Linked DNA regions of Homo sapiens: regions 1, 2 and 3 are each linked to region 4. Evidence: chromatin contacts called from ENCODE Hi-C or POLR2A ChIA-PET data. All regions are on one chromosome and are shown on one strand. Each heading gives the region's core, a stretch centred on a gene start or an enhancer-like site at or near the end of the contact. The rest is flanking DNA. Distances are from core to core; before and after follow the strand shown. Region 1 holds the start of CANX (calnexin). Region 2 overlaps LOC128966623 (a long non-coding RNA gene). Region 3 holds the start of CBY3 (chibby family member 3). Region 4 holds the start of ZNF354A (zinc finger protein 354A).

Region 1 (6,369 bases), core at 3,699-6,198, 970 kb after region 4:
CTGTAATCCCAGCTACTCAGGAGGCTGAGGCAGGAGAAGCGCTGGAACCCGGGAGGCCGAGGTTGCTGTGAGCTGAGATCCTGCCATTGCACTCCAGCCTGGGCAACAAGAGAGAAACTCCGTCTCAAAAAAAAAAAAAAAAAAAAAAAAAGGAATGAGAGCGAACAATACAGCCAGGATGGCTAAAGGTGACCCCAAGAAACCAAAGGGCAAGATGTCTGCTTATGTCTTCTTTGTGCAGACATGCAGAGAAGAATGTAAAAAGAAAAACCCTGTCAATTTTGCAGAATTTTCCAAGAAGTGCTCTGAAAGGTGGAAGACAATGTCCGGGAAAGAGAAGTCTAAATTTGATGAAATGGCAAAGACGGATAAAGTGCACTGTGATCGGGAAATGAAGGGACCAGCTAAGGGAGGCAAGAAGAAGAAGGATCCTAGTGCCCCCAAAAGGCCACCATCTGGATTCTTCCTGTTCTCTTCGGAAATCCGCCCCAAGATCAAATCCACAAACCCTGGCATCTCTATTGGAGATGTGGCAAAAAAGCTGGGTGAGATGTGGAATAACTTAAATGACAGTGAAAAGCAGCCTTACATCACTAAGACGGCAAAGCTGAAGGAGAAGTACGAGAAGGATGTTGCTGATTCTAAGTCGAAAGGGAAGTTTGATGGCTCAAAGCGTCCTGCTAAAGTTGCCTGGAAAAAGGTGGAAGAGGAAGATGAAGACGAGGAGGAGATGAGGAGGAGGATGAATAAACAAAGTGTTTATCTGTCAAAAAAAAAAAAGTAAATGGATAAAAATGTGAGTGCTCCCTCTCTCTGTGTGCCCACTTTCTCCTTCAAGCAAAAGGTAGGCATGAGCAAGGATGAGGGTGGCTTTGAGGGAAGGATGGAGAGACAAGCTATGAGAAGAAGCTGGATACGAAGGATAAATGGATCAACAATTTTGTTTACTCTTTTAAACATACTGCCTATTTTGAAAAAAGTACAAAAGCTAAAGCTAAAATTTATTCCTTTTTTAAGTTTTTATTTCTTTCATTTATTTATTTATTTTTGAGACGGAATCTTGCTCTGTCTCCCAGGCTGGAGTGCAGTGGCGCGATCTCAGCTCACTGCAAGCTCCGCCTCCCGGGTTCACGCCATTCTCCTGCCCCAGCCTCCCCAGCAGCTGGGACTACAGGCACCCGCCCCACACCCGGCTAATTTTTTTGTGTGTGTGGTTTTTTTTAGTAGAGACGGGGTTTCACCGTGTTAGCCAGGATGGTCTCGATCTCTTGACCTCGTGATCCACCCGCCTCGGCTTCCCAAAGTGCTAGGATTACAGGCGTGAGTTTGAGGCGGAGTTTCACTCTTGTTGCCCAGGCTGGAGTGCAATGGCGCAATCTCAGCTCACCGCATCCTCTGCTTCCTGGGTTCAAGCGATTCTCTTGCCTCAGCCTCCCGAGTAGCTGGGATTACAGGCATTAGCCACCATGCCCGGCTAATTTTGTATTTTTAGTAGAGACAGGGCTTCTCCATGTTGGTCAGGTTGGTCTCGAACTCCTGACCTCAGGTGATCCACCCGCCTTGGCCTCCCAAAGTGCTGGGATTACAGGCGTGAGCCACTGTGCCTGGCCTATTTTTATTTATTTATTTATTTTTATTTTTATTTTTTTTGAGACGGAGTCTCGTTTTGTCGCCCAGGCTGGAGTGCTGTGGCGCAATCTCCGCTCACTGCAAGCTCCGCCTTCCGGGTTCACACCATTCTCCTGCCTCAGCCTCCCGAGTAGCTGGGACTACAGGCGCCCGCCACTGCGCCCGGCTAATTTTTTGTATTTTTAGTAGAGATGGGGTTTCACCGTGGTCTCGATCTCCTGACCTCATGATCCACCCGCCTCGGCCTCCCAAAGTGCTGGGATTACAGGCGTGAGCCACTGTGCCTGGCCTATTTTTATTTTTTTAGACAGGGTGTTACTCTGGTACAGTGGCCCAATCTTGGCTCACTGCAGCCTTGACCTCTTGGCCTTAGACAATCCTCCCACCTCGGCCTCCTGAGTAGCTGAGACTACAGGCTCAAGCCACTATGCCAAGCTAATTTTTGTATATTTTGTAGAGATGGGGTCTTGTCATGTTGCCCAGGCTGGTCTTGAATCCTGGGTTCAAGTGATCCACCCACCTTCGCCTCCCAAAGTGCTGAATTAGAGGCATGAGCTACCTCACCCGGCCTGATTCTTTGTTGAAAAAATCATATGCATGTTTAAAGAAAGTGTCATTTCTTTTTTTTTTTTTTTTTTTTTTTTTGGAGACAGAGTCTGGCTCTGTCACCCAAGCTAGAGTGCAGTGGCACAATCTTGGCTCACTGCAACCTCTGCCTCCCGGGTTCAAGCGATTGTCCTGCCTCAGCCACCCGAGTATCTGGGACTATAGGTGTGCACCAGTATGCCCGGCTAATTTTTGTATTTTTAGTAGAGATAGGGTTTCACCATGTTGGCCATACTGGTCTTGAACTCCTGACCTCAGGTAATCCGCCCGCCTCAGCCTCCCAAAGTGCTGGCATTACAGGCGTGAGCCACTGTGCCTGGCCAAGAAAGTATTTCTGCTTCTAGAGTTTCAGGCCCCCTCTCCAGCATTAACCTTTCCTAGCAGTTTCTCGTGTTTCTTTCTAGTAAGCTTGTTTGGCCAAGCTTACATGTATGAGAATACATCTCCCTTTTCAGTATGAAAGGAAACACACCTTTCTCTGTGCTTTTTCACATGACACTAAATCTTGACTGTTGCTCCATGTCAGAATGTAAACAGGCTGTAAACCTCTTGTTACTGCACTTCCTTTTATTGGTTTTCACAGATGCTGTGTTTTTACAAATTGAATGTGGCAACCCTGCATCAAGTAAGTCTATAAGCACCATTTTTCCAACAGCACGTACTCACTTCTGGTCTCTGTCACATTTTGGGAATTCGTATAATATGTTTTCATTATTATATCTGTCATGGTGATCCAGGTTGATGTTACTATTGTAATTGCTTTGGACTGCACAAACGATGCCCATGTAAAACATCTGTTTGTTTTTATTATTTATTTATTTAGAGACGGGTTCTCACTCTGTTGCCCAGGCTGGATGAAATGCAGTGGCCTGATCTTAGCTCACTGCAGCCTCCTCAATCAGGAGTCAAGGATACTCCTGCCTCAGTCTTCCTAGTATCTGGGTCTACGGGTGTGCACCATGCCAGGCTAATTTTTTTATTTTTATGTTTGTAGAGACAGGGGTCTCACTATGTTGCCCAGGCTAGTCTTGAACTCCTGGCCTCAAATGATCCACCTGCATCAGCTTCCCAAAGTGCTCAGATCACAGGGAGAGCCACCTCGCCCAGCCAATTCTGACCTCTTTGCCAGTCCATTCTGGATGGAAGCAGTCCCTCCCCTTCAGAATCCCATTGAATTCTCCATAGTACCACAGTCTTTTGGCACTTACCTTTGCAGGAGTAGCTCTTTTGCTCACAAATGTACTTCCTGTAACTACATTTTAAGCTCATTATTTGGATCATGTAGCATCCAGAATTTTATTCTGCTTTGAATAGCTGCTTCCCCAGGTAGACAGGAAACCAAAATTCTCCTACACAAATTTTGGGGCTGAAGTTGGGGCGCCGTGGCTCACGCCTGTAATCCCAGCACTGTGGGAGGCAGAGGCAGGTCGATCACCTGAGGTCAGCCTGGCCAACATGGTGAAACCTGTCTCTACTAAAATACAAAAATTAGCCGGGCGTGGTGGCGGGCGCCTGTAATCCCAGCTACTCGGGAGGCTGAGGGAGAATCGCTTGAACCCGGGAGGCGGAGGTTGTAGTGAGCTAAGATCGCACCACTAGACTCCAGCCTGAGCGACAGAGCAAGACTTCGTCTCAAAAAAATAAAAATAAAAAAAATTTGGGGGTTGAGGGTTGGATGATACTAACTCATGCAAACACCAAACCCTGCCTTTCTTCCCCTTCCCGGTGGCAAGAGGGCTTTTCAGATCAGTGATACATTCGCTGATTCTAGTGTTTTCCACCCTAGTAGTCAAGCCTTTGGGTGTCCAAACAAATAGAGAACAAGAGATCAGGATCTCTAAAGGTCTAGAAAAACCCTGGGCCACTTCCATTTTGTGAGGTTCTCAGCATACTGAAAACTGAAGATGTACTAAGAGTGGGTTACTAAAATGGTGGCGTATCTTAAATCTTTCCATGGCACCATCCTTTCTCTCGTCCTGTCATCCCTGTATCTCTCTGCCCTGACACCTAATCTCACTTCAGGAAACATAAATTGAAAGTTCAAATAACCTCGGATTATATTATTCTGGACTGTGTGTTATGCTGGGCGACGAGGCTGCGCAGGCTCCTGGGCCGAGCCATGACTCTGCAGGAACTGCGGCGCCGGCTCACACAGCGCGGAGCAGTGCACGCCAATCCGGCCAGGCGCTCGCGCTGGGTTCTGCTCACGCCCGTAGGGGCCCGCGTTCGCTGCAACGGGCCCTTCCTGATGGCCGATCGTCGGACTCCTACCCCTTTTGCCGGCTGCCGTTTGCCCCGTCAGCGAAGGGCGCGCGATGCGTCCCAAGTCTCGGCTCCAGGAACCAGACGGGTGAGGGCTACTGGGGGTTGGGTTGGAACGCCCCGAAGGCACCACAGCAACCGACGCGGGAACGCCTGTTAAACCAGCCCCGCCCCGAGACGCGCGCGCCCGGCGGTCTCGATCCAGCGTGGCCCGCCCCTCACCTCCCGCCCAACCAACAGCCACTTCCTGCCTCACTCCCGGCCAATCTTCACACTCCACGAAGAATAGCCGTAGGGGGCGTATGGGACGGTGCGTAGAGCGATGCCCACGCCGGCCAACCGGATGTCGGGGCTTGCGCGGGAGGGCGGGACTTGGCGCCGGCTGTGGCTACTCAGGGGCCAGGGGCGGGCACAGGGCCGGGCTTCGTGCGGTGGGGCTCGCTCGCGCGGCAGCGGTGGCCGAGGCCTCTTGGTTCTGCGGCACGTGACGGTCGGGCCGCCTCCGCCTCTCTCTTTACTGCGGCGCGGGGCAAGGTGTGCGGGCGGGAAGGGGCACGGGCACCCCCGCGGTCCCCGGGAGGCTAGAGGTGAGAGGGGAGACCTGAGCGCGTCCTCGGGCCTGTGAGGACCTCGGGGGGCTGGGAGCGCCTCTGCGGCTGAGGGGTCGGGCGTGGCCGGCGACTGAGGGGTCGGGCTGGCTCTTGAGGGCCCAGGCCCTGGCCGACGCGCCCGCCGTGAGCGAGGAGGCCCGAATCCGGGCGTCTTTGGTTGGGTTGCGGGCCCAGGCCGCGCCGCCGGGGTCGGGAGGCGTGGCAGGTGGCCCGACAGCCTTCTTTGACCTCTGGGAAAGCTGACTTATTCCTATGGCTTTGCTTCTAGGGCTTTCTTAGGCCTCTTTGCCGGCTGCCTGGGCAGCCGCGAGGTGGGCTGGAGTAACTGGGTAAAAGTATAGGGTGGAATCGGGCCTACTAGGTACCCCTAGTAGTAGGGAAGGGTGGTATTAGACCGAGAGGGAATGTTTACAACTAGCGTTACAGTTTAATATTTGAAAATCCAAAGCGGAGACTGGACCCTAGTTCCCTGAAGAGAAAGGGGAATGTACCAGAAGGAGAACACGCAGTGGTTGAGAAACTTAGCAGTTACAGCACCTATTCTGGAGGCGAGTAATCCAGTTGGAGAGGGACAGGGCGTTAAAAGCAGGAAAGCCCCCGAAAGCTCATCTAAGTGCATCTCTTTCCACACCGGAGGCCTGGAGGTATGAAATGACTGGCCCAAGGTCATGCGATTAGTGTACTGATGGTGCTGGGATTATAGTTCAGGGATAGACCGTGCAGTGGTTAACGCTAAGGCCCTGGCTCGAGTCTTTGATTGGTCATTGGTTGCTCTGTGAACTTCGGCAGTTTTCTTACCCTTTGTGCCCCCGTTCTTGTCAAGTAATGGATATAATAATACCCGATGGATTTGTGAGGATTAAATTAAGATATGTATACAATAAGACAGGGAAGTCCGACATTTAGTAACTGCTCGATGATCATTGCGGTACGTTATTATAATCTGAATGCCTTTGGACCAATACACTGCCATCCTAGTGAACTGGTTCAGTCCTGTTTCGCAGGACCTGAGGTCACAGTTATGGTGATAGAAGAAACCGGGCATTGTGTATTACCGCTGGGCATGACACAAGTGATTGCTGGTTGAGGGAAGTTAAACTGAGCTTAATATTAAAAGATTGAGAGGACAAGATTAACCATAGTTAAGTCTTTTTACCTCTGATTTAGGAAATGGAAGATTTTGCTTAATTTTTTAATAAGTAGATTTTTTTAAGGGGGAAGAATTTTATTGATCTTTAAAATCATTCTGTATCTCAGTCTT
Region 2 (6,246 bases), core at 3,088-5,587, 800 kb after region 4:
AAATGATCATGTCTTTTGACTTAAAGTTGTTTGGGGTAGCCACAATGTCTGAAAACAGACTACTGTCCATAATAAATAGTTTATTGTTATGACATGTTTAATGTGCTGCCCCTCACTAGGAATTCTTAGTTCAACAGGTTGTGCAAAACCGCAATGCATGGTGTGCCTTAAAGCAACGTTCCCATCATCTGCTGCACCTGCGTCCACCATACATTGCTGCAGATGATTTATGTGTCCAACTTCCCGGGTGTAAACTTATGCCTTTACCCCAGAAGAATAAGTGGGTTCAATCTATTAGAAAAATACTGTCAATATTTCCAGACTTCTTTATTTTTGGAGACAGGGTCTCACACCCAGGCTGGAGTGCAGTGGCACATCACGGCTCATTGTAGCCTTGAACTCCTGGGCTCAAACGATCCTCCTGCGTCAGTCTCCCGAGTAGCTGGGACCAACAGGTATGTGCCACCATGCCTGGCTAATTGCTTTTTTTTTTTTTTTTTTTTTTTTTTTTGGTGGAGATTGTGTTGCCTAGGCTGGTCTTGAACTCCTGGCCTCAAGTGATCCTCCCACCTCAGCCTCCCAGAGTGTGGGATTACAGGCATGAGCCACCATGTCTGGCCTTGGTTTTGAAATAGATATTTATTTAAAATAGGTTTCACACTGATTTCAATAAATCAGGCACTCCAGAACACAATGTATAGGGTGGCAATTATATGTTGACTTCTTAATACTCCAAGAGATAAAGATCTTTTCCAAATAAGCAAAAAAAGTAGTCATTGTGCAATATTAGCCTCTAAGAGCAATTTCCCTTTATAGACTACAATATTACTGACAGTTTCATGCACTTTTGCTTTATAAAGAACTCCACAGGAAGAAATTTCCCCAGTCTTTCCCGGTAGACACAGCTACATTTTCTGTCACACACAAACCATTGTCACAGTACAGCATGTCCAGATCCAAAGAATCAAGGGGTTTCACAATTGCTTCCCCAATGTATGCCATGAGGTTGGTCAGATTTGAAACCATTCCCGTGACAGGATCAATCTTTATAATTGTGCCCCTGCCGTATGGATGGTTTGCATTTCCCAAACAGGAGTGTCCTGGGTTACTCAGAGGTGTGCCATGGAGCCCTCCCTTGGCCGTTTTATAATAACCAGAACAGCCCATTTCCCCATGGACACACATTCCAAGCTCTCCACAGCCCAGTACCACCGTTATGCAAAGGATATGGATGGAACTCACATTCAGAAAGCTAGAAAATAAGGCTGTGCCAGGCACAGTAGATGAGCAATGAGAAGATGCCAATGTCTTTTCTAGAAGCATGAGTGATCCAGCTCTTTGGTTCTGAACATTTCTGTGCTTTAGCGTTTCTCTCCCTCATTCACAGTAAAGACATCTGCAGCTCTTCCCTCCTGAGATAAGAAACTGGAACAGCCACCACCTGCTCCCTGATGTTTTCACCATCTCTGCCACTTGTTACAACGACCACTTAGCCAGACATCTCGGCGCAGGGATCCCCCTTAAACTGCAGAAGCAAGACCAGCCCACCACCCTTTCTTTTTATTCCTGCCATAATTTGATGCTAGTAACACTCTGCCTACCTACTTCCAATGGTAACAAATATTTTGTAGAATATGCAAGTTTATTTTGTAGATTGTGGTCCCTGGAGTGAGAGAAACTCTCCACCTACCAGACCTGTGACTTAGGTAAGTCACTCTGTGTCTCCAAACTTAATTTCCTTGATGTGGAAAATGGGGATAGAAGTTAATAACATTGCAGGAAAGGGGACATGAGTTATAATATAAAACTCTCTGCATGGTTCCTATTGGATAATTTTGCTATTATTATTGCTTGTATTTTTGTCACATTATAACCAACTTAGTTTTACTTGTTAAAGTACACACAATTGGGTTTTTTTAAAAGAATTAATTTAATTTACTAGCACAAAAGCTAGTGTTAAAAATAGGTGTTAAAAATTGAGTCCCGGCAGGGCACCGTGGCTCACGCCTGCAATCCCAGCACTTCGGGAGGTCCAGGCTGGCAGATCACTTGAGGTCAGGAGTTTGAGACCAGCCTGGCCAACATGGTGAAACTCCATTTCTACTAAAAATATAAGAAATAGCCGGGCGTGGTGGCTCGTGCCTGTAGTCCCAGCTACTCAGGAGGCTGAGACAGGAAAATTGCTTGAACCGGGAGGCAGAGGGTGCAGTGAGCCAAGATGGCGCCACTGCACTCCAGCCTGGGCAACAGAGTGAGAATCTGTTTAAAAAAAAAAAAGAAAAAAAAAGTGAGTCCCATCTGATAAACCGAATATTTAAGTAAATTTGAAATATTTTTTGCCCCATGATATTTAGGGGTTTCTACTAATTGACTTTGATGTTCAAGGGCTGTTTTGTGATCCCAAAGCCATTGCCACTTTTACTTTGAACAAGCTGGACTCATGGGGTACTCCAGAGCCAACTCTGTTTTCTCCACGCAGCCTGCTCCTTGCTGCTGGTTCTGAGTCCCTGAATGAAATCTGGGATCTTCATGGCTTACCTACTTACATTCAGGAAAATAAAAAAAAAATCCTCCAGTCATCTCCAATAACAAGAAGAGGTCTGATTTCACTCATTAAACTATGCAGTGTGATGTCATAGCCAAATGGCCACACCGCATTGGAGAGCCAAGTTTTCTCTCCCAGAACAGCCTGCCTGGGCGCGGGCCACCATGCCCGGCTAATTTTTGTATTTTTAGTAGAGACAGGGTTTCACCATGCTGGCCAGCCTGGTCTCGAACTCCTGACCTCGCGATCCGCCAGCCTCGGCCTCCCAAAGTGCTGGGATTACAGGCGTGAGCCATTGTGCCGGGCCACTTTTCTTTCTTTCTTTTTTCTCTTTTTTTTTTTTTTTTGAGACAGAGTCTCGCTCTGTCGCCCAGGCTGGAGTGCAGTGGTGCCATCTCGGCTCACTGCAAGCTCCGCTTCTCAGGTTCACGCCATTCTCCTGCCTCAGCCTCCCGAGTAGCTGGGACTACAGGCGCCCGCCACCACACCCGGCTAATTTTTTGTATTTTTACTAGAGACGGGGTTTCGCCATGTTAGCCAGGATGGTCTCCATCTCCTGACCTCGTGATCCACCTGCCTGAGCCTCCCCAAAGTGCTGGGATTACAGGCGTGAGCCACCGCGCCCGGCCTCTTTTTTAAAGAAGGTTTTATTTTTGCAATAACATTACTAGCGCTATTGACAAGTATCAAATGCACACTGTATAACTACAGCAAACCCATCCACAACGTATTCGACTGTTCAGAGCCCTGAATGACATCTTGATAAAGAGCCAAAAGTTGTTTCCATAAAGATCTTCAAGGTGTTTGAGCACATCTTGTCAGACGCCCGTAAAGGAAGCTGACTCTCACTGGGTTCCAGGAATTACGTGGTTACGTCCATAACAGCCCATCTGACAAGTGGCAAATACCCGTGGAAAACCAATTAACTGTGCTCCTCGGTTTACCCTGGAGGATGGTGGCGGATGACGCGACTAAGTTTGCTTTGAGCCTGCTTCAAGTTCCAACTTCCTTGGAGTTAGTCGCATTTACAATTTAAAACATGCAAAAATCCACGCTTGTGTATGAAATTCGTGTTTCTTCAGAACATGAGGCTAAGACAACGTGGATATTATGGGATGATGGGCCGTTCACAGAGAAATCCCCGTCCCGGGCACACTCAGGCCTGGCGCCTGGCCTGCGGCTCACCTGGTGGGAGGAAAGGTTTCTCTGGGTGGTCCAAGGCGGCACAGGTGACCCAGGGCGAGGAGCCTCTGGGGGGCTCAGCGAACCCAGCGTCCACTCAAGCTCGTCCTGCCCCTGGCAATCCACGCGGTGCCGGGTGGATGCGTGGGAGCCACATCAAAGTCCCCCCACAAGTGCCTGGGGCTCCCCGCTGATTTCGAGGTCTACAGAATGGGTTTCTTGCAACTCACATCCTTCAGCTGGAGGACCCCAGAAAGGCAGAGCTCCCGTCCAGAGTGTGCTGGTCCCGGACGCAGACCTGCTCCCAAATGCCCTGGGGTCGGGCGTAAGGCCTGGGGATCGCCGGAGCCTGGTTTCCTCACTGCGGTGCTCACTGCCGCCGCCTCTTCCCCGGACGCCCGGTCTGTCTGAGGTCGCCGGGTCTGTGGACGCGGATCCGAATCGGAGCTTCCGAGGGTGATCTGAGATCCAAAGTCAGGAGTCTTCTGCATCCTGCCCTTTGTCAGCGCTGGTCCTCATTTCACCTGCCCAGGGCCTTCAGGAGGGGCGACACTCTCCGGCTGCGGGCGGCCCAGCGCTCGCCCCCCTCGGCCCCACGTACTCTTCCTGCCTCGCCCCCATCGCCCTCCTCCGGCTTCCCGCGCCTCCCGGGGCTCTGCGCTTGCGTCCAGGGCGCCCTCTCCGGGGACAATGGGCGGGTGCTTCGCAGGCTGCAGTCAGGGCCGACTTCACCCGGCGAGGACAGGGCGAGGCGCTGGGCCCAGAGGTATGTTTGAAACGATTCGCGTATGTGAATCTACTTTTTGAATTGTAAATTTTATGAAACCTAAATACAAATCATGTACTTCTTATGAAAATTTCGTGTCTGAATTAAGAAGTGCTATCAATATAAAAGAACAGATTTCGAAAACTTAGTACAAAAATAGAAGGTGAAATATTTCATTCATGTTTATGTTGATAACATGTTCAAATGACACTACTTTGGACGTATTGAATTAAATATATTATTAAAACTCATTGCACATATTTCTTTTTACTTTTCTAAGTGGCTACTACAAACATTAAGTCACATGTGTTCTTGCATTATATTTCTACTGGACAGTGTGCTGTACAAGAAAATAGAAAAAGTATAAAAATTATCCAGTTCATTTTATGAAACTAGAATTTTTAATTCTCAAATCAGATAAGGTTAACATAAAAATAAAATTATAAAACCATTTTTTACTTATGATCACTGATATAAAACAAAATATAGCTAACAGAATCAAATAGTATATATATAAATTTATCATATTGTATTTAAGATCTTTATTTTTCTAACATTCTTGGTCCTATGAAAACATTTCAGTATACAACATCAGAGAAAAACCATCATAATCTATATGCCAGTCATCACAATCGACATGGTATAATTTTTAAAAATAAACTATCTTGCCCTGTAGATGTATATATACAGCAGTCCCTCTGTATCCACAGGGGATTCGTTCCAGGACCCTCCCCCCAAAATCCACAATGCTCAAGTCCCTTATATAAAGTAGCATTGTACTGTCAGTCCCCAATTTATGATGGCTTCAATTGGGATTTGACTTGCCAATGGTGCAAAAGCAATGGGCATTCAGAACGCTTCTCATCTTACAATAGGGTTACATCTGGATAAACCCATTGTAAATTCAACTCGCCATATGGTCAATCTATACGATGGATGTATTTGGTTGTAACCCCATCATAAGTCAAGGAGCATCTGTATTTGCGTATAACCTATAACCTATGCACATCCTCTGTCCCAGGTTAATTATTTAGAGGTATAATTTAAATCACCTCTAAATTTTATTTTATTTTATTTTATTTTTGAGATGGAGTCTTGCTCTGTCGCCCAGGCTGGAGTGCAGTGGTGTGATCTCGGCTCACTGCAAGCTCTGCCTCCCGGCTTCACGCCATTCTCCTGCCTCAGCCTCCCGAGTAGCTGGGACTACAGGCGCCTGTAACCACACCCAGCTAATTTTTTGTATTTTTAGTGGAGACGGGGTTTCACTGTGTTAGCCAGGATGGTCTCGATCTCCTGACCTCGTGATCTGCCCGTCTCGGCCTCCCGAAGTGCTGGGGTTACAGGCGTGAACCACCATGCCCGGCCCAATCACCTCTAAATTATTTACACTACTAGTTAATACAATGTAAATGCTATGTAAATAGCTGTTGGGGCCAAGCATGGTGGCTCACTCCTGTAATCCCAACACTTTGGGAGGCTGAGGCAGGAGGATTACTTGAGCCCAGGAGTTCGAGACCAGCCTGTGGTCCCAGCTACTCAGGAGGCTGAAGTGGGAGGCTCACTTGAGCTCAGGAAGTTGTGGCTGCAGTGAGCTGTGATGGTACCACTGCACTCAAGCCTAGGCAACAAAGCAAGACTGTCTCAAAAAAAAAGTTGTTGTATTGATTTTTTTATTTATATTATTTTTTCTTGTTTTTTTTTTATTGCTTTTGTTTTTCAAATACTTTTGATCCACGGTTGATTGAAACCACAG
Region 3 (6,383 bases), core at 170-2,669, 950 kb after region 4:
AAAATGGAGAACTTCTAGGCAGAGGGAAGAGCCGAGCAGGGCTTTCTTTTTCTTTTTTTTTGAGACTGAGTCTCGCTGTCGTTGCCCGAGCTGGAGTGCAATTGCGCGATCTTGGCTCACTGCAACCTCCACCTCCCGGGTTCCAGCAGTTCTCCTGCCTCAGCCTCTTGAGTAGCTGAGATTACAGGCGCCTGCCATCACCCCCACCTGATTTTTGTATTTTTAGTGAAGACGGGGTTTCACCATGTTGGCCAGGCTGGTCTCGAACTCCTGACCTCAGGTGATCCACCCAACTCGGCCTCCCAAAGTGCCCGGATTACAGGCATGAGTCACTGCGCCTGGCCTTTTTTTTTTTTTTTTTTTTTTTTTTGTATTTTTAGTAGAAATGGGGTTTCACCTTATTGGCCAGGCTGGTCTCGAACTCCGGACCTCAGGTGATCTGCCCGCCTCAGCGCCAAAGTGCTGGGATTACAGGTGTGAGCCACTGTACCCGGCAGGGCAGGACTTTCATATTTCAGATGTGAACACGAGCTTGGATAGGATTGGTGCTGGGAAGAGCAGAAGAGGAAGCTGGGAAGGTGGACCAGTGCACTATGTGAAGGTGCCCTACAGGCAGGCTCGGAAGCTTAGACTTCCTTTTGTGGGTAAGAGGGAACTGCTGAAGGATTAGAAAGCCGGGGTTAGATCTGGATTCTGAAAGCAATCTGGGAGGATATCTAGCATAGCCAACAGCATTATTGCCCTCATCATTCAGTCATTTGATAGACTTGAACTAGCATCTGCTCTGTGCCAGACTCTGGTCTTGGGAAGGGGACCTGAAACAGCCTCTGCCTGCCCTCAAGGTGCTCCTAATCCAGCTTGGAAGACAGATGCGTGTATAGACCACAGTCCAGTGTGTTCACTGACATCCTGGGGTGTGTGCCATGGGCTAGACCTATGCATAGGGCTCAAAGTATCAGGGATTGTGCACACTAAACATGACTTTTATTCCAAACAAACTGTGCCCTCAGGAAGTCCAAAGTCCAGATAACAGACAAGTCCCATTTTGCTCACTTCTCTCTGCACCCCCCACCCCTGCCCAGTAAGTGCTGATTCTATTATGTGAAAAAGGGAGCTATGTGTTGTTTCTAATTCCTCTTCTGCCCATGGGCAGTGAGAAGAGAAAGAACTAGAGCAGGGTTCCCTCTGTTATGCCTTCGTTAATTCATAATACACTTATCCCTCACATATAGGTGGACAGAGGCTGGATGGTACATACCATCCCCAAGATCTGGTTCAGGGAGATGGTCTCTGGAAGCCCACATCCAGGCCCACCCTTGAGATTGTATCTTCTCGGAGGATGTTTCCCCGTTAGTCCTCACTGTATGTTGTGCCTCACCTGGAAGATGGGGTGGAGTTGCTGAGCTGCTGTCCCAGGGCTAGTCCCATCTCTGACCCACTCAGCTCTTGTCCACCTGCTATGACTCACAATGCCTCCAGGCCAGGCCACCCCAGGACAAGAAGGGGTGCTGACCGCTGAGCTGTCAGATAGACTCTGGGCTCTCCCCTGCATGCATTCAGTGCATCATTGAGCACCTACTGTGTTCTAGGAACAGTTCTAGGGAAGTGAAGAACATATTCCCTCACTGAGCTGTCATTCTTGGCAGGGGAATGAAGGGAGTGATCATAAGCAGAGTCCAAGACAGGAATTTGTTCTAGGGGAACTAACAAGATAGTCTCTCAGGAAGCTAACAGAGCGTGTCATGGGTCAGGTTCCCTAGAAGCAGAGCCTAAGCTGAGCATTCTTGTTCAAGTGAATTATTGGGGAAATGCTCTCAGGAGAAGGGGGTGAGGGAAGCAAGACAGGGCGAGAAAAAGGCTAAGGCTGAGCCAGAGTGTGGTCTCACGTGGAGACTAGCTTCCGCTTGCTCTCATGGGGAACTCTGAGCACAAATGGCACCACAGTTAGGCCTCCTTAAAGCAAGGGAGCCCGTCTTTTGTACCCTCCTTCTACATGTCAGTTATTGGCCAGGGCAGCTGAGAGTTACCAGCCAGCTCCTACAGCACCTATGGGATGGGTGCACCACCAGTGATAGGGATCTCAGTAGGGCGCCAGCTGAGGAGGGAGGAAGATAATAGGATAGATGATGAAAATGAAAGGGCAGACTAGCCAACATGGCAAGACCCCATCTCTACAAAAACAAATTAGCTGGGCGTGGTGGCATGCGACTGTAGTCCCAGCTACTCAAGAGGCTGAGGTGGGAGGATCACCTGAGCCCAAGAGGTGAAAGCTGCAGTGAGCAGTGATTGTGCCACTGCACTCCAGCATGGGCGATAGAGACCCTGTGTTTAAAAAAAAAAAAAAAAAAAAGAGGGCCAGGCGCGATGTTTCATGCCTGTAAATCCCAGCACTTTGGGAGGGGAAGGTGGGTGGATCACCTGAAGTCAGAAGCTCGAGAACTGCCTGACCAACATGGTGAAACTCCGTGTCTACTAAAAATAGAAAAAATTAGCCGGGTGTGGTGGCGGGTGCCTGTAATCTCAGCTACTCAGGAGTCTGAGGCAGGAGAATTGCTTGAACCTGGGAGGCAGAGGTTGCAATGAGCGAAGATTGTGCCACTGCACTCCAACCTGGGCAACAAGAGCGAAACTCCATCTCAAAAAAAAAAAAAAGGAATGATTAAATTAATAAGAATATCCAGGCCGGGCACGGTGGCTCACGCCTGTAATCCCAGCACTTTGGGAGGCTGAGGCAGGCGGATCATGAGGTCAGGAGATCGAGATCATCCTGGCTAACATGGTGAAACCCTGTCTCTAATAAAAATACAAAAAATTGGCCGGGTGCAGTGGCTCACGCCTGTAATCCCAGCACCTTGGGAGGCCGAGGCAGGCAAATCACCTGAGGTTGGGAGTTTGAGACCAGCGTGACCAACATGGAGAAACACCATCTCTTCTCAAAATACAAAATTAGCCGGGCATGGTGGTGTATGCCTGTAATCCTAGCTACTTGGGAGGCTGAGGCAGGAGAATCGCTTGAACCCAGGAGGCAGAGGTTGCAGTTAGCCGAGATCACACCACTGTACTCCAGCCTGGGTGACAGAGCGAGACTCTGTCTCAAAAAAAAAAAAAAAAAAACCCTAATTCTGATACGTACAGTGAAGAAAACAAACCAGGGAAATACAGAAAGTGATTTTGGGACAGGGTGAGGAGTAGGAAGTAATTTAGATGTGGTGCTCGGTGAAGGCCCTTGACATTCTTGCTAAAACCTGAACAATAAGGAGACCCCAATCCCTTGAAGACCTGGGGGTAGAGGAGGGAAGTGGCTGGGCATGTTTGAAGGACACGTGCCACGTGTGCGGACAGTGGAAGGAAATGACGTCAGTCCTACCTACTAAGCCCACCCACCTGACTGCAAGGGACAGACCCAGATCCACAGGAGCTCACAAGCTGGGGCAGAGCCCGGTGGTGGTGCCACCTCCTAGGAAACTTCTGTAATAGTTTTATTGAGGTATAAGTGACAAAATCAACTACATTTATTTATTTATTTATTTTTGAGACGGAGTCTCGCTCTGTCGCACAGGCTGGAGTGCAGTGGCGCTACCTCAGCTCACTGCGACCTCCACTTCGAGGTTCACACCATTCTCCTGCCTCAGCCTCTCAAGTAGCTGGGACTACAGGCACCCGCCACCATGCCTGGCTAATTTTTTGTATTTTTTTTTTTAGTAGAGATGGGGTTTCACCGTGTTGGCCAGGATGGTCTCGATCTCCTGACCTTGTGATCCGCCCACCTCAGCCTCCCAAAGTGCTGGGATTACAGGTGTGAGCCACCGCGCCCGGCCAACTACATATATTTATAATGTATAATGTGAAGTATTTCGATAATTTGTTATGTGAAATCATTCCCAAAATCAAGATAATGTATCCATCTGGAGGTATCCATTACCTTTTTTTCTTTTTTTGAGAGGAGTCTCACTTTGTTGCCCAGACTGGAGTGCAGTGGTATGATCTTAGCTCACTGCAACCTCTGCCTCCTGGGTTCAAGTGATTCTCCTGTCTCAGCCTCCCAAGTAGCTGGGATTACAGGTGCCTGCCACCACACCCAGCTAATTTTTGTATTTTTAGTAGAGATGGGGTTTCACCATATTCACCAGGCTGGTTTCAAACTCCTGGCCTCAAGTGATCCATCTGCCTCGGCCTCCCAAACTGCTGGAATTACAGGTGTGAGCCACCGCGCCCAGCCTCAGTATAGATTTTTTTTGGCATTGGCTTCTCGCCGCATAATTATTTTAAGATTTATCCATGTTGTTGCATTTATTAACAGTTCATTGCTTTTTATTGCTGAGTAGTATTTCATTGTATGGAAACACCACACAATTTGTTTTTCCATTCAGCTGTTGATGCACATTTGGGTTGTTTCCAGTTTGGGGGCTATTGCAAATAAAACTGCTCTGAACATTTTTGCTCATCTTTGTGTGGACATATGCTTTCATTTCTCTTAAGTAAACACCTAGGAATAGAATGACTGTGTCATATGGCAGGTGCATGTTTACCTTTTTATTAAGCCACTAACAGTGAGTGAAAGTTTCTGTTTCTCTGTATCCTGGCCAACACTTGGTTTGGTAAACCTTCATTTTTAAAAAATTCGCTTAATTAAAGGTGGTGGTGGCGTTTTTGAGACGGGGTCTTACCGTGGTGCCTAGGCTGGTCTCAGACTCCTGGGCTCAAGGGATCCTCCCACCTGAGCCTCCCAAAGTGCTAGGATTACAGGCAGGAGCCACAGGGCCCAGCTAGTAAGCCTTTTTTTTTTTTTTTTTCAGCTCACTGCAAGCTCCACCTCCCGGGTTCACACCATTCTCCTTCCTTAGCCTCCTGAGTAGCTGGGACTACAGGTGCCCGCCACCACGCCCGGCTAATTTTTTTGTATTTTTAGTAGAGACGGGGTTTCACTGTGTTAGCCAGGATGGTCTTGATCTCCTGACCCCATGATCCACCCACCTCGGCCTCCCAAAGTGCTGAGATTACAGGCTTGAGCCACCGTGCCCGGCCAAGCCTTTTTAATTTTAGCCATAGTGGTAGCGTGTCTAAATTGTGGGGTTTTTGCTGTTGTTTTGTTGTTGTTTTAAATTTTTAACAGCAAGCTCATCCTTAATAAATTTATTTTACTTATTTATTTATTTTTTGAGATGGAGTTTCACTTTTGTTGCCCAGGCTGGAGTGCAATAGCATGATCTCAGCTCACTGCAACCTTCACCTCCTGGGTTCAAGCAATTCTCCTGCCTCAGCCTCCTAAGTGGGATTACAGGCGTGTGCCACCACACCTGGCTAATTTTGTATTTTTTTTTTTTTTTTTTTTTTTTTTTTTTACTAGAGACAGGGTTTTCACCATGTTGGCCCTGCCGGTCTTGAACTCCCGACCTCAAGTGATCCATCTGCCTCTACCTCCCAAAGTGCTGGGATTACAGGCTTGAGCCACTGTGCCCGGCCTTAATAAATCTATCTATTTATTTACTTATTTAATTTTTGGAGGCAGAGTCTCGCCCTGTCACCCAGGCTGGAGCGCAGTGGCGCAACCTCGGGTCACTGCAACCTCCGCCTCCTGGGTTCAAGCGATTCTTCTGCCTCAGCCTCCTGAGTACTTGGGATTACAGGCACACGCCACCACATCTGGCTAATTTTTTTGTTTATTTGTGTTTTTTTTGAGATGGAGTTTCACTCTTGTTGCCCAGGCTGAAGTGCAGTGGTGCAATCTTGGCTCACTGCAACCTCCACCTCAGCCTCCCGTGTAGCTGGGATTACAAGCATGTGCCACCATGCCTGGCTAATTTTGTATTTTTAGTAGAGACGGTGTTTCTCTATGTTGGTCAGGCTGGTCTTGAACTCCTGACCTCAGGTGATCTGCCCACCTCGGCCTCCCAAAGTGCTGGGATTACAGGCGTGAGCCACCGCGCCCAGCTTTTTTTTTTTTTTTTTTTTTTTTTGAGATGGAGTTTCGCTCTTGTTGCCCAGGCTGGAGTGCAGTGGCGTGATCTCGGCTCACTGAAACCTCTGCCTGCTGGGTTCAAGAGATACTCCTGCCTCAGCCTCCCAAGTAGCTGGGATTACAGGCAGCTGCCACCACGCCCAGCTAATTTTTGTATTTTTAGTAGAGGTGGGGTTTCACCATGTTGGCAAGGCTGGTCTCAAACTCCAGACTTCAGGTGATCCACCTGCCCTGGCCTCCCAAAGTGTTGGAATTATAGGTGTGAGCCACCACGCCCTGCCTAATGTTTGTATTTTTAGTAGAGACAGGGTTTCACCATGTTTGCCAGGCTAGTCTCAAACTCCTGACCTCAGGTTATCTGTCTGCCTCGACCTCCCAGAATGCTGGGATTACAGGCGTGAGTCATCGTGCCCAGCCTCATCCT
Region 4 (6,843 bases), core at 2,644-5,143:
ACATAGAGAGAGAGGAATGATTATCAATACCACCTCTTCCATTCCCAGACACAGGGCAATTTCATGCCTATAAGGGGGAATAGGTTTTTAATGTTTATTTATAAAGATCTGATTTGTACAATCCTCACACACTCAGCTCAAATTTTTCAGTGACCAACCGCTTTTATTCAGGGAAGGAGGTGCTGAGATATCCCAATTTTTGAATTCTGTTTCTAGAGGGAAAATTTCCTTACCCAGTGAGACCAGGTTCCTATAGTTCTCCAGCATCACATCCCGGTACAAGTTTCTCTGAGAAGGGGCCAGCTTTCTCCACTCATCTCGGGTAAACAGCACAGCCACATCCTCAAACGTCAGTGACACCTGTAAGGACAAGTCGTTCCAGCTCACCCAGGACCACCCTCACAGAGCAGAGGGGGCGGCAGTGGGAAAGACACGCTACCCGTGAAACACTTCCCATACTATTCAAGCTTCTGAAGGTTCCAGATCATTCGTTTAATGAATAATTGGCCAGTAACAAATGTATACTGAGCAGCACACAGTGAGATTCAGGCCTAGTGCAGCCACTGTAAGAGATGGGTAGAGGAATTACGGCCATTAGTGGGAGTGTTAATTAGAAAACTCTTTCTGATGGCGATTTGCTAATACATATTAGAACCCTCAAAGTATACTCTTTAAAGTACCAATTACTCTATTTGTACGATAATGAACAGTGCACAAAAGTACACACAAACATATTCATGGTGTTTTTAAGAGCAAAAAACCAGGAATAATCTAAATACTTAATGATGGAGGTTAGGTTAAGCAACTGAAGGTACTCTCTATGTGCTTACTCAAGCTTAAGGATAGTAATGACGAAAAGTAAAATAGCTATAATTTATTGAAGGCTTTCTATGGGCCAAGTATTGATCTTAGAGCTTTATGTTAATTTGCAGTGTATAATCTTTATTTAACATTCACAACAATCCTATCAAGACGATACCATTATTGTTGCCACTTTACACAAGAGAAAACAAAGTCACAGACAAGATAAGAAATTTGTCCAGGTCACACAGACACAGTCACTGACCAGCTGTGTGACTTGTACACATTTTTTTTTTTCTTTGAGACAGAGTTTGGCTCTTGTTGCCTAGGCTGGAGTGCAATGGCATGATCTTGGCTTACTGTAACCTCCACCTTCCGGGTTCCAATGATTCTCTTGCCTCGGCCTCCTGAGTAGGTGGGATTACAGGTGCTAGACACCATGCCCGGCTAATTTTTGTATTTTTAGTAGAGACAGGGTTCCACCATGCTGGTCTCAAACTCCTAACCTCAGGCGATCTGCCGGCCTCGACCTCCCAAAGTGCTGGGATTACAGGTGTGAGCCACTGTGGCCGGCTGACTTCTACAAATTTTGTATCCTCTCTGTGACTTTGTTTTTTCTTGTGTAATTCAAATCCAGCAGATGTCTCACTGAGCTTGCATTCTTAACTACTCTGTAAAACTGCCTTTTAATGCCTGCCCCTTAGGGTTAAGAAATAAATGTGATAATCTACACAATAAAGATGGATAGCGATGATGGCTGCACAGCAATGCGGAAGTACCTAAAATACCACTGAATTATACACTTAAAAAGTTAAAATGGTATATTTTATGTTATATATATTTTGCCACAATAAAAAAAGGTTAAAATGGTAACATAGATGGTAACATGCATACACAAACACACACACACAAATAAATGTGTACAGAAAATGATTTATTCGGGCTGGGTGCAGTGGCGCACATCTGTAATCCCAGCACTTTGGGAGGCTGAGGCGGGTGGATCACCTGAGGTCAGGAGTTTGAGACCAGCCTGGCCAACGTGGTGAAACCCCATCTCTAATAAAAGCACAAAAAAAAAAACTTAGCCGGGCGTGATGGCGGGAGCCTGTAATCCCAGCTACTTGGGAGGCTGAGGCAGGAGAATTGCTTCAACCTGGGAGGCAGAGGTTGCAGCGAGCCGAGATCCCGCCACTGCCTGGGCGACAAAGCGAGATTCAAAAAAAAAAAAAAAAAAGAGAACCACTAGACACGGGTGGGGAGGGTGGGTGGTCCTCCCTACAGAATCCACCACTCATGAGGGCGGACCAGCTCCTCCAAGAGAAAAGGACTTGGGCTCCATCCTGGCTGGAGATGGTCCCGGGTGAAGAACTCCAGTTAGTGGGGAAAATCCATCCACTGGGATCTGGGAGGGCAATGAGCTCACCTGGGGCCTCGCTTCCCGCTGCCCAGCAGCCATGTCCTCTTTCTGGCTCTCCCGGGAGGACGGCGCAGTCTCCAGAAGGCAGATCTGAGAAGAAAAAGGGAGCCAGGAAGAACCCCTTCTGCTTTCCAGCCCTGGAATCCGCAGCTCTAAAACCCCGACTCCCGCTGAGAAGGACCCCGCGCGCCCTCACAGGGATTCGGGAGGAGCCAGGAGCCCGCGGACCAGAGCAGCGCTGGGCCGCCCGGCCAGGCCCAGGCCCCACAGGCTTGGGGCTTACGGAGGGGACGCTGGAGCCGCAGTGGCAGCAGCGACCCGCTGAGCCCACCAGGGCCAGGGCTCGCCCCACGCCGCTGAGTTCCTCGGCGCCAGCTGGCACTGCCAGCACCCACTGCACCGCTCAGGAAACTGAGGCAGCGCCGGGGCACCTGCCCCGTTCACGCCGCTGCGAGGCGGGCCGGGACTCCCACCACGACGGCCCCGGGACGACTTCCCTCCGCCTCAAGCCTTTCCCAGCCGGTTCCTCTCTCTCCCGCCAACGAATCATCTCCCGACTCCACGGAAAACGGCTTTTTTTTTTTTGAGGCGGAGTCTCGCTCTGTTGGCCAGACTGGAGTGCAGTAGCGCAGTGGCAGGATCTCGGCTCACTGCAAGCTCTGCCTCCCGGGTTCAAGCCATTCTCCTGCCTCAGCCTCCCGAGTAGCTGGGACTACAGGCGCCCGGCTCATTTTTGTATTTTTAGTAGAGACGAGGTTTCACCGTGTTGCCCAGGCTGGTCTCGAACTCCTGATCTCAGGTGATCTGCCCGCCTTGGCATCCCAAAAATCTAGGATTACAGGCGTGAGCCACCACGCCCGACCCCATGTATCCCATTTCTAACACGATGTTTCTTTTTTGAGACGGAGTCTCGCTCTGTCGCTCAGGCTGGAGTGCAGGGCTTGATCTCGGCTCACTGCAAGCTCCGCCTCCTGGGTTCACGCCATTCTCCTGCCTCGGCCTCACAAGTAGCTGGGACTACAGGCGCCCGCCACTACGCCCGGCTAATTTTTTTTGTATTTTTAGTAGAGACGGGGTTTCACCGTGTTAGTCAGGATGGTCTCGATCTCCTGACCTCGTGATCCACCCGCTTCGGCCTCCCAAAGTGCTGGGATTACAGGCGTGAGCCACCGCGCCCGGCCAAACACCAGCTCTGAAGAGGAAAGCGCTGGGTGTCCCGAGGCGGGAGGGGTGGCCGTCCTGGGGACGGACTCGGAAACCGGGGCCCGGCTGCGTCCGCCCTGCCCTCGGGGTCCCGGTGCCCCGAGTCCGCGAGGCCCACATGGAGTGGGCAGGACGGGCCCGGGAGGAAACGCCAGGCCCGGCGTCCACGGCGAGCCGGACGCGGGTGCACCAGCAACGGCGAGGGAGCGCCCCGCGGGGGGGCGAGAGTCCAGATCCCGGCGCGGGGGCCGGTGACAGACGCGGGGGTGCCCGCCAGCGCCCACAAAGGCTTTCGGAGCCTCGGCAGCCGCAGGCAGTCCCCGTGCCGGGCGCCGCCTCCTACCGGCTTGGCCTGCCGCCGACGCTCACCTCCCTAAGCTCGAGCGTCCCGGGCCGCGCCTCCCCAGCCGCGAGGCTCCGGAACCGCCGGCCGGGATGCAGCCTCGCGACCCGGCTCCGCCCCGACGGCGTCTGGGCGACCTCAGGCCCGGCGCCGCTCACCCCGCGGCGCGCCGGGGACCAGGAGGGGCGGGGCAGCCGCTGAGGCCGCTGGGAAATGGAGTCCACGAGAGGACACCTGCATTCGGGGAAGTGTAGTTCCATGCGTTTGAGGCGGGGTCCCGGCTGAGCTGTTACGCGCCCACATGCCACAAGAGGGCCCCTGTGAGCTGGAGGGCCCCAGGTTCCTGGTTATAGGGAAGATAAGGGGAGGTTCGCTGAGGGCAGTAACTTGCAACTCTGTGTCTGTGGGAATTTCGGGAGGGAGGGCGTGGGCGGCAGGAAAACGGCCCAGAACAGACCTAGTGCCCCTCAGTTATTCACCAGAGGGGCACTGAGCACCTGCTGTGTGCCAAGCACGGTTGCAAGTGGTTTCACATGTATCAATCAATGAAAGAAACGTCACTGCCCTGGAGAACATTTTTTTGGGGGGTAGGGAGCAGACAATAAGCCATACACATAATTATATAACATTTTCGGGGATAAATGTGAGGAGAAACAGGGTATGTGGAGGGGTTTCGTCGCTGAGGTGAGAATGGACGAGGACTCCCAGGAAGTGCCTGAAGCAAAGGGGAGGGAGGTGCCAGCTACTGTGAAGCCAACGGATGTATGTATGTATATGTGTGTGTGTGTGTGTGTATATATATATATATTTTTTTTAAACTAAATCTTCTCAGTTACAAAAAGAACACCGGCTCCATTTAGAAAGTTTGGCGCTTCCCTACTTAAGAATATGCCTTGAACATTTGAATTTGTCAATAAATATTCTCCCTCAGTGGCATTTTTGATAGCTTCATTGCATTCCATTGCATTTATTTTTTTAAAAAAAACGTTTAATTGGCTGGGGGCGGTGGCTCATGTCTGTAATCCCAGCACTTTGGGAGGCCGAGGCGGGTTGATCACGACGTTAGTTCAAGACCAGCCTGGCCGAGATGGTGAAACCCCGTCTCTACTAAAAATACAAAAATTAGCTGGGCGTGGTAGCGGGCGCCTGTAGTCCCAGCAACTCAGGAGGCTGAGGCAGAGAATTGCTTGAACCGGGAGACGGAAGTTACAGTAAGCCAAGATTGCGCCACTGCACTCCAGCCTGGGCGACAGAGCGAGACTCCATCTCAAAAAAAAAAAAAAAAAGTAGTTGCCTCTGAGGAGGGTACTGGGAGCTGGAATAATACTTGCACTTGCTATTTAACACCTTGATATACTTTTCAACATTTTGCTTTACCATATGCATGTATGACATGAATGCTTTTAAGAGAGAAAACAATTTCCAGGCTTGCAAAATTGGCTGTATCATTAGCAATACTTCCAGCACCAACATACAGAAACCTTTGCTAACAGTGGCTTGCATCATGACATTTATTATTTGTTTAAAAAGCGATCTAGAGGTAGGCAGAAGGAACTGACCGCAGTTGGTTTGGTGGCTTGATGACATCAGCGAGGGCTCAGTGTCTTTCCGTCTGTCTGCTCTGCCACCCAAAGTTCTGGCTATGGTCTCCACTCAAGAGCCCAGCATAGCTGCTGCTCCAGGAACCAGTTTTCTCACAGCCACATCCAATATCAGGAAGGAAATTACAGAAACAAAAAGGACTAACTTCCACATGATGATCACCTTTTATTTTCTTTTCCAGAAGCCACCATCCCTTTTCCTCCTCCAACCCATTCAGCTCCTTTCCATCCTTCTCTTGCATTTCATTGGCCAGAATTAGGTCACTTCCTCACCTCTGAACCAATCACAGGGAATTTAGTTCACCTGAACTGAAGCAGCTCCATCATATCTCATCATCTGGAGCTGAGCGCATTGCTCACTGAACAAAATTGGTGTTCTTGACAAAGAAGAGGAGGGCAGTGACTGTTAGGCAGGCAGTAACAGGGTGTACCAGGCAGACTGACTGACCAATTAACTAACCAGCTACCATCCCTTATGAGGAGACAACTGCCAGCCTGTCTGTCAGAATCACAAAGCCTGGAATCTCTCACGACGAAAGGCTATACAATCCTGAGGCCTTGGTCCTATGTTAATTTAGTGTGGATTAATCTTTTGAGATAAGACCATTAGTCATGTGTTGGCATCTGCAAATTAACACTGGCTTCTGGGGAGAAACTCTTCAGGAAGAAAAAAATCACATCACTGCATTTTTCAAAGGTTCAACATCAAAAATTTATCAAGTGTAAAAACCCAGTCTGTTTGATACTGTTAAAATGATTAATATTATAAATAGCTGCTAGAAACAAGGCACATCTGACAACCTGAAGGACTGGAAGGAGAGGCAAACATTTTCCTTTCTGAATTAGGAAAAGCTAGTTTCATTATTTGCATTTTCCCTCATATCATTTTATGTCTCTGGCACATTTCCTAAATCAAAGACTTTCCTGGGGATTCTATTTATCAGACAGGTATTGGCTTGCTTTTCAGCAGCCCTATCATAGTTGATTTACTAATATATCCTATAGACTTTCTGCACAGTTTATACAGCTAAGGCCCATAGTGCCTCGTCATTCCCACCTATTTTAAGTGAAAGGCTTAATGCATAGATGGGATCTGACATATGAGTGCTGCTCACTAGTTCGCTGTCAGAGCAGGTCTGAATAATTAGCACCGGCAGCTCTTCTGTGCAGATATTAATATCTTATATCATAAATGTCAAGCATAGCACAAAGATGCAACCGGAAAACCTCCGAAAGCAAGGGAGCCCATAAATCATGGAGGTTTCACTCTATTTTTCTTCCATTTTACTATCAGAAAATAAACCCAGGTGGTGAGATTTAAAATCCTGCGCACCTCCTATTTATTACTTAGCACGGGGCCTTTCCTGAAGCTGGACCCTGGAGGAAGGGCTGAGGGGGAGGAGACATCTCAGCTGGGGAGGGATAATGATGGGGTGAGGGGAAGTGGAAAACAAAACCTCACAACAGCACTCCCAGAC

Evidence for each region. A loop is a pair of places that touch in the nucleus more often than their neighbours do. ChIA-PET counts read pairs that join two places held with the same protein, here RNA polymerase II (POLR2A). Pooled maps may share reads with other maps.
Region 1: a pooled map shows a loop between it and region 4 (29-fold over the local background). The contact joins the promoter of CANX here to the promoter of ZNF354A in region 4. A Hi-C loop is called at or near these places in 2 of 37 single-sample maps with no recorded cell type and 9 of 50 pooled maps. POLR2A ChIA-PET finds 5 or more read pairs at or near these places in 1 of 52 experiments (A549).
Region 2: a pooled map shows a loop between it and region 4 (4-fold over the local background). The contact joins the enhancer-like site here to the promoter of ZNF354A in region 4. A Hi-C loop is called at or near these places in 1 of 37 single-sample maps with no recorded cell type and 5 of 50 pooled maps.
Region 3: a loop to region 4 is called in a map of naive thymus-derived CD4-positive, alpha-beta T cell, with 30 times the contacts of the local background. The contact joins the promoter of CBY3 here to the promoter of ZNF354A in region 4. A Hi-C loop is called at or near these places in 1 of 168 maps with a recorded cell type or tissue (naive thymus-derived CD4-positive, alpha-beta T cell), 7 of 37 single-sample maps with no recorded cell type and 10 of 50 pooled maps. POLR2A ChIA-PET finds 5 or more read pairs at or near these places in 1 of 52 experiments (HCT116).

What each region holds. Positions count from the first base shown.
Region 1 is chr5:179,694,019-179,700,387 of GRCh38, forward strand. It overlaps CANX (calnexin), which reads left to right and starts at 4,949. Exons shown (of 15, transcript NM_001746.4): 1 at 4,949-5,084. It also overlaps the pseudogene HMGB3P22. RefSeq lists enhancers at 4,054-4,583, 6,144-6,203 and silencers at 4,594-5,003, 5,044-5,333.
Region 2 is chr5:179,526,419-179,532,664 of GRCh38, forward strand. The region is part of intron 4 of LOC128966623 (a long non-coding RNA gene); the gene reads left to right. Among named protein-coding and RNA genes, the nearest start is that of RUFY1, 21 kb to the right of the region's middle. RefSeq lists enhancers at 3,353-3,959, 3,960-4,565. Within about 2 kb of position 4,338, at least 13 of the 41 ENCODE cell types and tissues checked have a DNase peak (open chromatin) inside an H3K27ac peak, as active enhancers do.
Region 3 is chr5:179,679,615-179,685,997 of GRCh38, forward strand. It overlaps CBY3 (chibby family member 3), which reads right to left and starts at 1,420. Exons shown (of 2, transcript NM_001164444.2): 1 at 1,259-1,420. The coding sequence starts at 1,304. It also overlaps a transcript of CANX not described here.
Region 4 is chr5:178,726,766-178,733,608 of GRCh38, forward strand. ZNF354A (zinc finger protein 354A) reads right to left here and starts at 3,894. Exons shown (of 5, transcript NM_005649.3): 1 at 3,791-3,894; 2 at 2,225-2,308; 3 at 234-360. The coding sequence starts at 2,257. RefSeq lists silencers at 3,434-3,663, 3,734-4,073.